2 separate regions of the Mus musculus genome follow, and region 2 is linked to region 1. Evidence: chromatin contacts called from ENCODE Hi-C or POLR2A ChIA-PET data. All regions are on one chromosome and are shown on one strand. Each heading gives the region's core, a stretch centred on a gene start or an enhancer-like site at or near the end of the contact. The rest is flanking DNA. Distances are from core to core; before and after follow the strand shown. Region 1 has its middle 36 kb from the start of Lyrm9. Region 2 holds the start of Lyrm9 (LYR motif containing 9).

Region 1 (6,483 bases), core at 2,816-5,315:
GGATGACCTTCCTGACCTTACAACCCAGACACCTCTCCATGATGAGCTCCACCAGCTGTATACCAAACCTTCAACACACGAGACTCTGTGGGGGGCATTTCAGAGAAAAATCATCATAGCCTCCAAGAGAGATTCGTGTTTGAAAACTGAGTGCACCAGTTGACCACGGTCATAGATCACCCAGACATTTAAATAAAGCAGCTGTCTTTGTCTCTATAATTGCTTACTTTATTTAGTTAACTAATTTATTTATTTGGTTTTGTTTTGGAGACAGGGTCTCATCTGTAGCCCCGGTTGGCCTTAAATTTGCTATGTAACTGTGGTGGTGTGTACGAGAATGGCCCTCATCGGCTCATGGACTTGAATACTTGACCTGAGGTAGGAAGGATTAGGAGGTGTGGCCTTGTTGGAGGAGGTGTGCGAGGACGGGGGAATTTTAAGTTTCAGAAGCCTCCTTCCATCTCCAGTCCCCTCTTTGTCTTCTGTTAGTGGATCTGGATGTGATCTCTCAGCTGCTGCTCAAGCGCTCTGTCTGCCTGCTGCCATCCATGCTCCTGGCTGTGATGATAGACTCCTTCCTCTCTGAAACCGAAAAAAACAAAAAAACAAAAAAACTAAGTAAACCCTTTCTTCTATAAATCACTTTGGTCATGGAGTTTTATTACAGCAACAGAAAAGTAACTAACGTAGTATCCAAGAACATTATTGAACTTTTGGTCATCTTGCCTCTACCTCCTGAGTGTTGGGATTACAGGCACACACCACCACATCTGGTTTACACAGTGCTCACCACATCTGGTTTATACAGTGCTGGGGATGAAACACTTTATGGTTACTAAGGAAACACTCTGCTACCCAGAGCACCCCCGGGCTCAGTTCTAAAGCAGCTGTCTTTTTTTTTTTAAAAGAAAGATTTCTCTTTTTTTTTTCTTTTTAAAGATTTATTTATTTTTATATGTGTGTGTGCATTGTCGCTGTCTTCAGACACACCAGAAGAGGGCATCAGATCCCGTTACAGATGGTTGTGAGCCACCATGTGATTGCTGGGAATTGAACTCAGGACCTCTGGGAGAGCAGTCAGTACTCTTAACAGCTGAGCCATCTCTCCAGCCCAAGCTTTATTTTCTTTTTAATTACATGTGGATGAGGGAAGTATGTGCACATGAGTGCCTGTGCTCACAGAGGCCAGGGGCAGTGGATTTCCCCCAGAGCTGGAATTACAGTTGGCTGTGAGCTGCCCATCATGGGTTGTGGGAACTGAACGAGGATCCTCTGCAAGAGCACTGCACACTCAGCCCCTGATCCATCTCTCCAGCCCCTAAAGTAGCCATATTTAAAAGGGGAGAACCTTCAGGGCCCTTCCATTTTCACACCACACGTGCAAATGTACACAGCTGAGCATGTGCGCACACCGCCTTGTTCTGTTCAGCTCGATTTCTTCATCTTCCCAGCCCCACTCAGCCAGACCCAGCTATCTTCAGGTTTACTCTGGCTCCATTGGCCTTGGTTTCTGTGTCCATTAGCATTGCTTGCTTTCGTGTGTGGCTTCAAGGAATACGTCCTCCAACCACTGCTCTGCCTGGCCAGCCTACTAAGCCTGCCACCATACAGCTCTGGAGGCTGAAGCGTCTGCAGCCTTCCTGTCCTCTCTTCACGCATGCTCACCTAAGGCTCTCTGCTGACCCATCTTCTGGCCAGGACTTCCCCACCAGACCTAAAGGAGGAGAACAATTATTCAGATGAGTCAAACGCTCAGTCGAGCAAGAAAGATCCAGATTCCTCCCTTGAAAGATCCAGATAGTCATTTGCATTCTTCACCACACTTTGTCTCTCTGGAGCTAGGGCTTCTTCATTCTGTAACTTCAGTTAAAATTTGGTCCCAGTGATAAATAATTCTTATCAAATTGTGTCTTCTACATTCTGTGGGAGTTATTTTCAGAAAGGAGAGGATCCGTAGGTAGACGAGAATTAATTTCAGTCCTGAGAATGAAAATGAAGCCATCGCAGCAAATGTTCTGCCTTCTACCTTCCTGAAGGGACCCTTTATTATGCTCCCCAGCTCCCGACACATGAGGTGGCAAGGAGCAAATTACCATTTATTAAACTCTAATTATTACTCCTGCTTTTCAATACCGTTCTGTGTGTGTGTGATCCGCTCACACACCCGCACTCCACTGCTGTTGAATTAGCACCAAGTCTTGTTAGCATGCCATCCATATTTATGGGCAGGGCTCAGTGAGGCTGAGTGACATGGTGCAGAGTCTGATGACCTTAATAGAAGGTTAGGTCCATGGCGGGAGTCTGGAGTGATCAAGCCACTTGGCAGAGATGGAGGATTTGAGGGGACCCGACACAGATTTAAGCTGCTTTGAGGCTTTTAAGCCTTTCATGGGTGTCTGTATATGTGCAAGCAAAAGAGATGGCTCACTTTTTGGGGGGAGAGGTGTGGAATTTTTGTCATTGTTGTTGTATGTATGACAAGGTCTTACGTAGCTCAGGCTGGCCTCAAACTATGTAGCCAAGGGTTGCCTTAAAGTTTTTGTTTGTTTGTTTGTTTTGGGTTGGGTTTTTTTGTTTTGTTTTGTTTTTTTGTTTTGTTTTGTTTTGTTTTTCAAGACAGGGCTTCTCTGCTGTGTAGCCCTGGCTGTCCTGGAACTCACTCTGTAGACCAGGCTGGCCTCGAACTCAGAAATCCACCTGCCTCTGCCTCCCAAGTGCTGGGATTAAAGGCGTGTGCCACCACTGCCTGGCTTAAGTTTTGTTTTGTTTTTTTGTTTTAAATCTTTGTATATGTGCGTGCCTGAGTGTGTGTGTGTGTGTGTGTGTGTGTGTGTGTGTGTGTGTGCCTTCATGCATGCAGTGCATAAGGTCCCATGAAACCAGTTACTGACAGTTGCAAGCTGCCGACTGTGGATGTTGGGAACTGAACCCAGGTCCTCTGAAACAGTACTAAGCGCTCTTACTCACTGAGCCATCTCACCAGCGCTAACTTGGAGCTTTGTTTATTCCTTATGCCTTTGCCTTCTGAAGGCTGGAATCATGGGCATGTGCTGAGATCATAGATTTGCCTCTCTAAGAGGCCAGATCTCACAGCCCAAAGAAACCGGCTGCCCCACCCCACCTCACCCCCGCCTCCCCGTCTCCATCTTTCCCTGTCTCTATCTCTTTCTCTCTGAAACAGTTAAATCATTGCGCTGAGGCCCCAAAGCCTCTAATTTATAGCCTGAGCCAATACCTTTCTCCTGCATACTCTTTGCCACATCAGCCTGGGACTAAATCTGTGTGTAACTTGCTTTCACCCCCTGAAAAGATATAAAAGTCAGATATATTCCTTTGTGAGATTTCTCAGAGATCTCCTCTGGGCCTCCCCTGACTATCCGAATCATGGTGGTCCATCCAGATCATGGCGGCTCTGTATCTTTCTTGTTGTTACTTTTAGTTATCCCTCTTAAAGATGCTTCTCTTCAGGTTTGAAAGGTTGGTCCCTCACTCCCTTCAAGACTCCAGGCATGCTGTCTCGGGTACAAGGCCCTGTCTGTTTCTAAGGCTATCCCAGCTCAAAGCTTGATCATGGCCTCAGGGCTCTGTCTCCTAAATAAAGTTCATTCCTGAAGGTAATTATACATCAGCTCCTTCGAAACCAACCTGCCACGACTCTCCTTATCTATATAACAGGCCGTAACCGCCCCCCCCCCCCCCCCCCCCCAGTTTATGCTATGTTGAAGATGGACCCTAGAGCCTGGTTCACACTTGACAGACATTCCACCAACTGAACTACTTCCCTATCCCCAAAGTTATGCAAAAACAAAAAAAAAACCCAAAACAAACAAACAAACAAAACCCAACAGCAACAACAACAAACAAAAAACCCTAGATATCACAAAGAACAGGAAGCTGATGGGGGAGGGAAGAAGGAGAAAATAACAAAAACTCCAGGCCTTGCTCTGGACTGCCTCAGAACAATTCAGAAAGTACATCACCAGTCTGGTTTAGACTGGTTGTGAGTCTGTTGCAATGACCTCCCATGCTTGGCAAGCCTCCAGTGGCTGAGAAAGTAATATGCCACGGGCCAAGTTCCATAATTTATCGAGGGGAAGGCTGGCTCTGCAGTTGGCACCCCTTCAGCTAGCCAGCTTTCATGGATACAACACATCCGATGGATCTGGCTCAATAAATTCAGGTCCATAAAGTCTGAAGTCTGTGCCTTTTCCAGTAACACAGAGTCTCTGTCCCCACAAATGCAGACGCTGTTCCCTCTCACAGATCCTTTCCCTGGATTCCCTGTTCCCAAGATTTCCAATCACTGCCCAGAAAGGTTCCTGGGAACCTTCACCTGCCTCACAACCCTCTGGGGCCCCCAGAGTAGTTCAAAAAGACTCTGGGGGAGGTCCCTGAGGAGACCCAACCAGATCTTTCCTGAATCTTCCTTTTCTCTGGCGGTTGGAGATGCCCTGCCAGTTGGAGATGCTGAGCGGCAGGGGCTGGAGGGGAAGGTGGAGGTTCCCTTTTAGACACCTGGTCCTTTCACCTATTGTTCGGCTTGGGCTGGCAGCTCCCTGCCGCCTAATCACCCTCTGCTCATTAACAAGCTGTACTCATTTGCATGTCTAAATATCCCTGTACTTAGAGCACAGCCCATTAGTCGCCTCCTTATATCTAACAATACAGGGAAAGGGCATTGAGGGGGCAGATAGGAAAGGTGGCTCCCACATGCCAGTCTCTGGTCCTGGAAGCCCACCTGAAGGCCAGGTATCCTGTCCTGTTTCATCTCTCTTAAAACCTGCCCATTCTTACAGACTGAGCGTTGCTATTTTGGAGTGACTGCCTCCTCCTCCTCCTCCATTTGGAAAATCTGTGGCTCTTTCCCAGTTTATCTCACTTATTCTTATTTTCTTGTCTTTCCTAGCTCTACTGGGAGGACACAGTAGCCCCTCAAACCACAAGCAAACAAGCTCCCCCCCCCCTCCAGAGCCCACAGCCTTCCGCATCCACCAGCTTTATGCAAATGTCCCAGCACGCCCACCCTCTTTGCACAAGCACGGAAACGGGAACTTTCTATGTATAGATCGCCAGTGACGGTTCATTTTTATACAGTTGGAGAAGCGTGAAAAGTCACCGGCTTGGATAGTGCCGTCCTAAATCAGCACAGACCACGGTGGCACCTGCAGTTAATGAATCCACTCACTGACCCCACGACCCTCGGCTGAGCATTTACAGGAAAGAATACTGCTCTTACGATCCCTCCGGCTTTGGAGGAATTGGGCACCAGCTTCCTGGAAAAATACCCAGGAAAAATACCCATAAAACAACAGACTCAAGAGAGGACCAACCCTGAAAGATGGAACACCTGGACTGAAAGCTTGTGCCTGGCTTGATGGCAACACTTGCCGTACCAACAAACAAGAGCACCATAGCACAGAGAGGTTAAACGAGTTTATAAAGTCACACAGCTTATCAAATCTTGGTATGTGCAGAATTCAGACGTGGCCAGGCTGGTTCCACCTATGGTCACTTTGGAGGTTCCCGCGTGGCAGAGGCTCCCGAACAGTGGAGGCTCCCGCATGGTAGCTGAAATAACAGGATGCTAACTTTGTTCCTTGCTTGTTCACAGTTGCTCACACACACACACACCCCTCCCGCGCCTGCCCGGCATCCTGTTCTTCTTTAAAGAATTCACTTCTGTAGGTGGCTGGGGTGGTTCGCCTTCCACGCTTAGCTTCTGCAACTGGTCTTTATTGGTTTAGACCAATTGGAATACCTGCTCACTGTCAGCCACCATGATTGGCTGCAGACAGGCAAGTGGCCACAAAATGTGACTTTAGTCTTCCCGAAGGAGTTCCTGAGAGAGAAACTCCCTCTTCAATGGACCAGTGAGGCTGTAAAAAGATGCCTGCTGGGCAGACCAAGTGAGAGCACTGTACAGAGTTTCAAAAGGAATCACTGGGACGCAAAACAGGCAGACAGAAATACAGCAAGTCCTTAGTGAAACTATGAGTTGCTGGATCAAGCTTTGCCTGAAACTAACAGTAATTCTAAACTTGCCAGTAGCCTGACACACAGTAGGGTCTCAATAAATATTTGTTGAATATACAAGTTTATGAAAATCCCTTTTTGATTTGTCCGCTTTGAGTTTCTATCACTGACTTATGAAATGAAAGATTCCTACTGGATATACGTCTACACACACATCAGAAACAAACTTGAGCCATGGTAGACACAGTGCATGCTGACAGAGGTTGGTCTTGTTAAAGCAACTCTCTGAAGGTGGGCTTCTGTCTTTACACGTGAGTGTATGCATGCCCACACCCACTCACACACAAGCATATATGATGTAGGTGTGTGCATATTTCTGTATGTATACCTGTGTGGGGGTGAGTGAGTGCACATGTGTATGAATGTGGAGGCCAGAGGTTGATGCCGGCTGCCTTCCTTTATCTCTCTCCACTGAAACTGGAGCTCACCCCTTTAGCAAACCCAGTGCCA
Region 2 (6,483 bases), core at 2,131-4,630, 35 kb after region 1:
TTTCCTGTGTGGCTTCACATGCAGCCACTGTCAATAAATAACTACAGAACACATCAGAAGGGTAGAATGATGTGTGCCGGCCCGGTGGGTTAGCGTCACTGTGCTGCAGAAAGCAACACAAGACCAAAGTCCTGGAACACCAGACTCGATCCTGTAGCTCGCGTGCTGTGACTACTCCTGGTTTGCCTTTCCCCTCATACTCCTTTTTATAAAAACCTCGAGTCCCTGTTCATCCCCTTCTCCCACCCAGCAATTACAGAAGAAAAGACACTAGATGCCTGAGATCTCACATAACCTTTTACACCCGATATTTTCACTGTCTTACTAACAACCCTCTCTAGTAGTCAGCAAGGGCTATGTTTTGCAACACCCCAGGGTGGCAAAGATCTGTATGCGGGATTTTTTTCCCCCCATTTTTGCCTTGGTGATCTCTTTTGGCACATCCACCTGTCACTTTGTGCCCCTCTCCCTGTGTTCTGGCAGAATTTGAGTCATGCAAATTGCAAACTGGTAAATAGCAACTTTGCATATTTTGAATAGGAGGGAACATCAAGGTAGAACGCATCCTGTATGCCCAGAGAAATGGGAGCCGGGGAGGCCTGAGAGCCAGGGCAGGTCCAAGGGCCTAAGTATATTCTTCAAAGTATTTTATCATACTCATTACAGCCATTGTATATTTATGAATTAATTTGAATTATTTACATGGTCAACATTTGAGACAATAACCCGAAATAATCAAAGCATGCAAATGCATCGTTTCTCTTTGAAATGTGGAAATGGGGCTAGGGAGCTGGCTCAGTGGGTGGAACAGGCACTCCCGGTCAAGCCTGCCAGCCTGAGTTCATTTTCCTGGACCTACACACACACACACGCACACACACACACACCACAGCACATACACATAACAATAAGCAAATACATGTAATTTTTAAAATCTGGAGGTTGAGGTAAACTGAAAAGCATCAGAATGTCTTGCCTCTTTCTCTACAGAGCAGTTCCAAAGCTGCCACTACACGTCATTACAGGTCAGGCTTCATGACACGAGTTCAGAACATGGCCATTTGGTTCTGAGGGGGAGCCGATAAATTCCCCAGGGAGGAGGGATCTCCTGCACGGCCAACCCTTGAGTGATAAATTTCTTAAGCAAAAGGTCTTTAAAATTCCACTGACCTGTGCTCGCTTCAGCAGCACATATACTAAGATTATCACAGCCCCTGTGCAAGGATGACACGCAAATTCGTGAAGTGTTCCATATTTAATAAAAAAAAGAAATTCCACTGACCTGTAAATATCATGCAGCCTGACACCAGGGCGCCCAGCTGCCAATCTCAGTGTGGAAGAAAATGACAAGATGAGAATGGGTGGGTTTCCATTAGGTTACAGACTTGGTGCTATTTCAGTGAATGCTTGGACTGGTAAGAATTCTTTAGTTTTACTACTGAAATGAAAAGAAATTTAAAGTTTCTGTCAAGTTAAAAAGAATCACTATTTCCTTATTCTTTTTTTGTTTTTTATTTTCTTCCTTCCTTTCTTCTTTCTTTTGTTTTGTTTTGTTTTATTTGTGTTTTTTTTTTTTTTTTTTTTTTTGCTTTTACAAGACAAAACAGCCCTGTTTCTCTGTGTAACAGCCCTGGGTGTCCTGGAACTCGATTTGTAGAGCAGCCTGGCCTCGAACTCACAGAGCTCCACCTGCCTCTGCCTCTGGAGTGTTTGGATTAAAGGTGTGCACCTCCTTGCCTGGCTTGGATTATTCTTAAATCCAAGTTCTCACTGTGACTCGGTAAAAGAAAGGGAGCTGCTATCCACATCTCTCCCTCAAGCTAAAAAATAAAAAAATTTCTTTTCTGTTCTTTCTCTTTTGTGCTGCCTAGCTGTCGACAAAGAGTTTTCGAGAAAGATAAATGTTGTGTCTCTGTAAAGACAGAAGTAACACAAGAGGCAGGAAGGTGGAGCCTTTCGGAGGTAGAGCTAACAGCTTGCTTCTTGAATATTTTATGACCTAGGTATTAGAATGAGGCTTCTGAAGCAGGAACACGGAGATCTAGGAACAAAAGAGGGGGACTGAGAGAACAGATTGAAATTTCTTAAAAATATGAAAGGATCTTAATGTTGTACGAGAGAGTGGATTGGTGTCCCAGCAGGTTGCTCCTAGTAAGGGCTCTAAAAGCGTAATGATTTATTGATTGGATCTGCACTAATGACATGCCGTGATTATGCATGGGTAAATAAAAAGGCTGATTTATGAGGGTGCATTCGGATCTTTCAGATACAGTTGGTCCAAGTCTACAGTTTGAAAATAAATGAAGGAAATTATCTGGGTATTCCAGGGGAAGAATCCTCCCACACAGATTTGAAGACGGGGTAGAGTGTTAGCTGAAGAGGAGGAAGGGGGTGCTTTGTGTGTGGGGGGGGTGCGGGAGGGAGACGGTGGCATTCTAGAGAGTTGAAGATGAATCAGAGAAAGGAAGTAGTTCTGTTAAGAAATAGCCCCTGCTTCCTAAGAGGAAGAAAAATAGACTTCCGAGTGCTGCTAAACAGCGATGTTTACTTTTAAAAAATGAAGAAAAAAGGCATTATAAGCAATTGTCTTGTTAAAGCAGCTACATGAGGAGCGTGTGTAAGGAAATCGGGCTTTTCATTATAGGTAGATTTTTTTTAAAGCCCCGAAGAGGAAAGATGAAGAGAAGCAATGTTATCCACCGGCGCCCTTGCTGCCTTTCAGACAGCGGCCCAGAGAAGCTAGAAGCCTCATTGAACAGGGCGTTTGTCTCATGAAAAAGACCTGTCTTTATTTCTTTCAGGATATAAAACTTGTGTTTAAATCAATTCAGAGAAGCATTCTGACTTTAAACATGCGCGAGTGGGGAGAACCCGTTTAATGAAACAGCATTATTTCATTTTCAAAAAATGATCCCGGCAGTAGCTGCAAGTTAAGATTCTTCATTCTCTCCCTCGATTATAATTATAGCAGAGTTGAAAGGAAGCGTGCCTATTACTGTCATATGTATTCTTCTGACAGGTGTTGTGGGACTGTAATTTGATCAAGTGACTCGAAATGAAGACTCCCTTCCAAACATAATTCCTGTCATCAACATAACAACAGGAAGGACACGTCCTTCAAGAAGACGTTTCACAGATCTTGAGCACCCCTAATATTCTCCATTCGTGGGAATATGAAGAAGAGCTTGCCATCAGAGTTTGTATCCAAGGTTGTAAGGGAGACAAGGAAAAGCGGGCCGTGGTTCCAGCCAACTGGGCGGGGTCGGATCAGGAAGCCCGCACCCAGTAGGACCCCGAGTCCCGCGGATGGCCGGCAGAGGGCGCTAGGGTACCAGGCGGGGGCGGGGCTGCGCTTGCTTCTGCCGCGCAGGCGCAATCGTGTCGCTCGCGGTGTCTCCAGTTGGCGTCCGCCGGGAAGGCGGGTGAGCCGCGCTGCGCGGGCCCTTGGGCGGGGACTCGGGGGGCGGCAGGGGCGGGCTGGGGATTACCGAGGCTGCCTGCAGGGCCGGGATATGTGGAAGCCCTGGGGGCGATCTGCGGGCTCTCCAGGCTTTCCCCTAGTGCCAGCGACACCTGTCGCAGCCATAGTTGCCGCGCCGCGGAGGAGCGTGGGAGGCCGGGATGCGGTGTCGGAGGACACGGGGAGCCAGGTCTCTGCCATGTGCTGCTGGCATCTGCACTCGGCTGGAGCAGCCTCCGTTCTATGGTTTTCAAAGAGGAGACGTGCTACTCTCACTCGGTCTGCAGGAACACCCTGTTACCAGGAGTATCTGGAATAATTTTGGTCTTTGCAATATGTAACCCTATCTGGCCTTGAACTCGTAATCCCCCTGCCCCAACTTCCCAGTAGTACTGTGATTCCCGGCCAGTGCTAAAGTGCACACGTTTAATAACATTTAGAATGTGCGCAGATGTGCATCTATGGCCACTGTTGATTTTAGAACATTTACCTTGAAAGAAAACCATCTACATTTGCTGGCAAAACCCCTCTCCAGTCTCGTCCTTTCTCTTTGCGCTAGGCAACCACTTAGCTGATTTCCATAGATTTTGTTAGTTCTGAACATTTCACAGAAATGGAATCAATCATATGCAGCCCCGGTTATTGGTTTCCTGCGTCTTTTATGCCTCATTCAAAGCACGCACGTGGTAGCATATGTAAGTGCTTCATTCGCTTTATTACAGAATAATTTTCCAATGTTTGCCTGGATCAGATTTTATCTCCCCATGTGCCCAGTGATGGCCCTTGGGACTCATTTGAAGTCCTTACTCTTACATACCTGTCTTCTGGGTATAAGGTGGGGGTGGGGGTGGGGGTGGGCCAAAGAAAGGGAAGGATAAAGTGTATATCCTTGGGTGGCACGTGGGATTTGGCCAGGAAGAAAGAGACTGATTAGCTTAGCTGCTAACTAGGAGCTAGGAACAGCTCCGTGGTAAAAAGGTTGCCAGGCATCGTCAAGCCCCAGGATTCATTTCCAGCATCCCCACCTCCCACAGGGATGGACCAAAAACTGGTTCTGAAGGGTGTGCCGGTGGGAATGTAGGGAGGCTGGCCTGACCTTGGCTGTGTGGGAGAGGGACGAGGGGAGGCAGGATTGCTGGAAGAACATAAATATGCCAGATGGAGCCCTAGGGTGGGCGGGGGCAGGGAGCTAACCATTCCTATTTTCAACTTTCTCCATCATGAAGATTAATTGCGTATTTAAAAAAAATGGCTGGTGCAGGCTTAATTTAGCTTTTATCAGTACTCAATTGGGCATAATTTCGGGTTATTTTCTGCAGTTCCATTATCTTTTTAAATGTATGACTCTTTTTCCAATTATTTTTAGGTGACCCGTGTTAGGACACAGGTTAGTGATAACGACAGTGAGCTTACCTGTGATTGGGTCTTTTCTTCTTAGCACCTGTGCCAGCATTGTCACCTGGCACCCAGGAAGTTCCCTTTATGCCCCCCGCCCCCACCAATAGGTCATGTTCTTTAAGCTTTATAAACTGGTTTTGTTTCAGTTTTTTTTTTAAAGATTTATTTATTATGTGTAAGTACACTGTAGTTGTCTTCAGACACACCAGAAGAGGGCATCCAGTCTTGGGACAGATGGTTGTGAGCCACCATGTGGTTGCTGGGATTTGAACTCAGGACCTCTGGAAGATCAGTCAGCGCTCTTAACTGCTGAGCCATCTCTCCAGCCCCTTGTTTAAGTTTTGAGACAGGCAGGATCTTGGATAGCCCAGGCTGACCTCGAGCTTATTATGTAGCCTAGACTGGACCTTGAACCCAGGCTTCCTGCTTCTACCTCCTGAGTGCTATTACGGGGATATGCCACTAGACCCATTCAGTTCTGTATGTGAGTGTAATGAGTGTGTGTGTGGTCACAAGTGGAGGTCAGAGGACAGCTTTTGGGAATTGGTTCTCTCCTGCCACCTTGTGGGATCCAAGAGTTTGAACTCAGATTGTAAGGCTGGAGTCTAAGGCATCCTATCTCTCTAAGATTTTGTTTTTTAAAGCATTCCTTTGTGTGTGTGTGTAATTGACATTAGCCTGATTTTCTTTTCCATCTGTATTTGAGAGGGTGCTACAGTGCCCTTGTATTTCTGAAAGGAGCAGAGACTTGTGGCTAAGTTGTGAATGAATAGTCTAGTTTAGTAAGCATATCATGACTGAATCTGGTCTTGCACAGGCCCAGGAGAGTTCTTTGTGGATGGAATCCCTACTTGTGCATTTTGTTTTAGTTCTGGGGATTTAATTCAGGGACTCACACGTGCTCTGGAGGTGCTCTTAACACTGGCTTACTTCCCTGTCCCAGCCTTAGCATTCTTAGGTATACCCATTTAGCAGATGTCAGGGATGCAAGTAAGATTGTGAGCTTCAGAATCAAATAGGCCTATGGTTAGTTCCCTGCCTGACTGTGCACAGCTATGTGGCCACTGACAAATCACAGCTTCTCTGAGCCTTGGTTTCCTTATCTATAAAATGGGGCTAACGATACCTTCTCCAGTATTGTGTTTAAAGCTGTCATAATGAACTAATTAGCCTCATTGTGAAAGGTTGATCAGATATGAATGACATCAGCTTTGCAGAAGATTCTGGATAAACAAGGTGTTGGTCTTCTTAGTGGTCCTGTACACTCAGATGCCAGGGGAGATGTTTCGTGGATGAGCTATGCTGAGGACAGTTCTCTCTGTCCTGGGGTGTGATTGTCTCTGGGCTTTCATTACATAGAGATGACTTGAATAACACTCAGGCATCCCAGAGATTGTGCGGCCGGCTGGGGCTCTTATTAGACAGTACGAGATGGGGACACGGACTTAATAATAGTCCATGCAGAAAGGTACTTTGAAGTGGATGCCAGGGTCAGCAGGGTCTGAACAGAGAATGCAGTCTGAGCTGCATTCCTTGAATTCTCAGGTCACAGGAGTTGACAGGGTCATTGTTCATGGCACTGGTCCGAGCACAATCAGTCTGCTGTCTCTCACACTCTTGGTGTG

What was found. A loop is a pair of places that touch in the nucleus more often than their neighbours do. ChIA-PET counts read pairs that join two places held with the same protein, here RNA polymerase II (POLR2A).
Region 2: a map of left cerebral cortex shows a loop between it and region 1 (5-fold over the local background). The contact joins the promoter of Lyrm9 here to the enhancer-like site in region 1. A Hi-C loop is called at or near these places in 6 of 37 maps with a recorded cell type or tissue (adrenal gland, heart and left cerebral cortex). POLR2A ChIA-PET finds 5 or more read pairs at or near these places in 2 of 5 experiments (both embryonic stem cell).

What each region holds. Positions count from the first base shown.
Region 1 is chr11:78,787,686-78,794,168 of GRCm38, forward strand. No RefSeq gene overlaps it. Among named protein-coding and RNA genes, the nearest start is that of Lyrm9, 36 kb to the right of the region's middle. Within about 2 kb of position 4,066, at least 1 of the 3 ENCODE cell types and tissues checked has a DNase peak (open chromatin) inside an H3K27ac peak, as active enhancers do; it is left cerebral cortex, where a contact is called at or near this core.
Region 2 is chr11:78,823,215-78,829,697 of GRCm38, forward strand. Lyrm9 (LYR motif containing 9) reads left to right here and starts at 3,381. Exons shown (of 4, transcript NM_001076681.2): 1 at 3,381-3,422. It also overlaps the pseudogene Gm23219.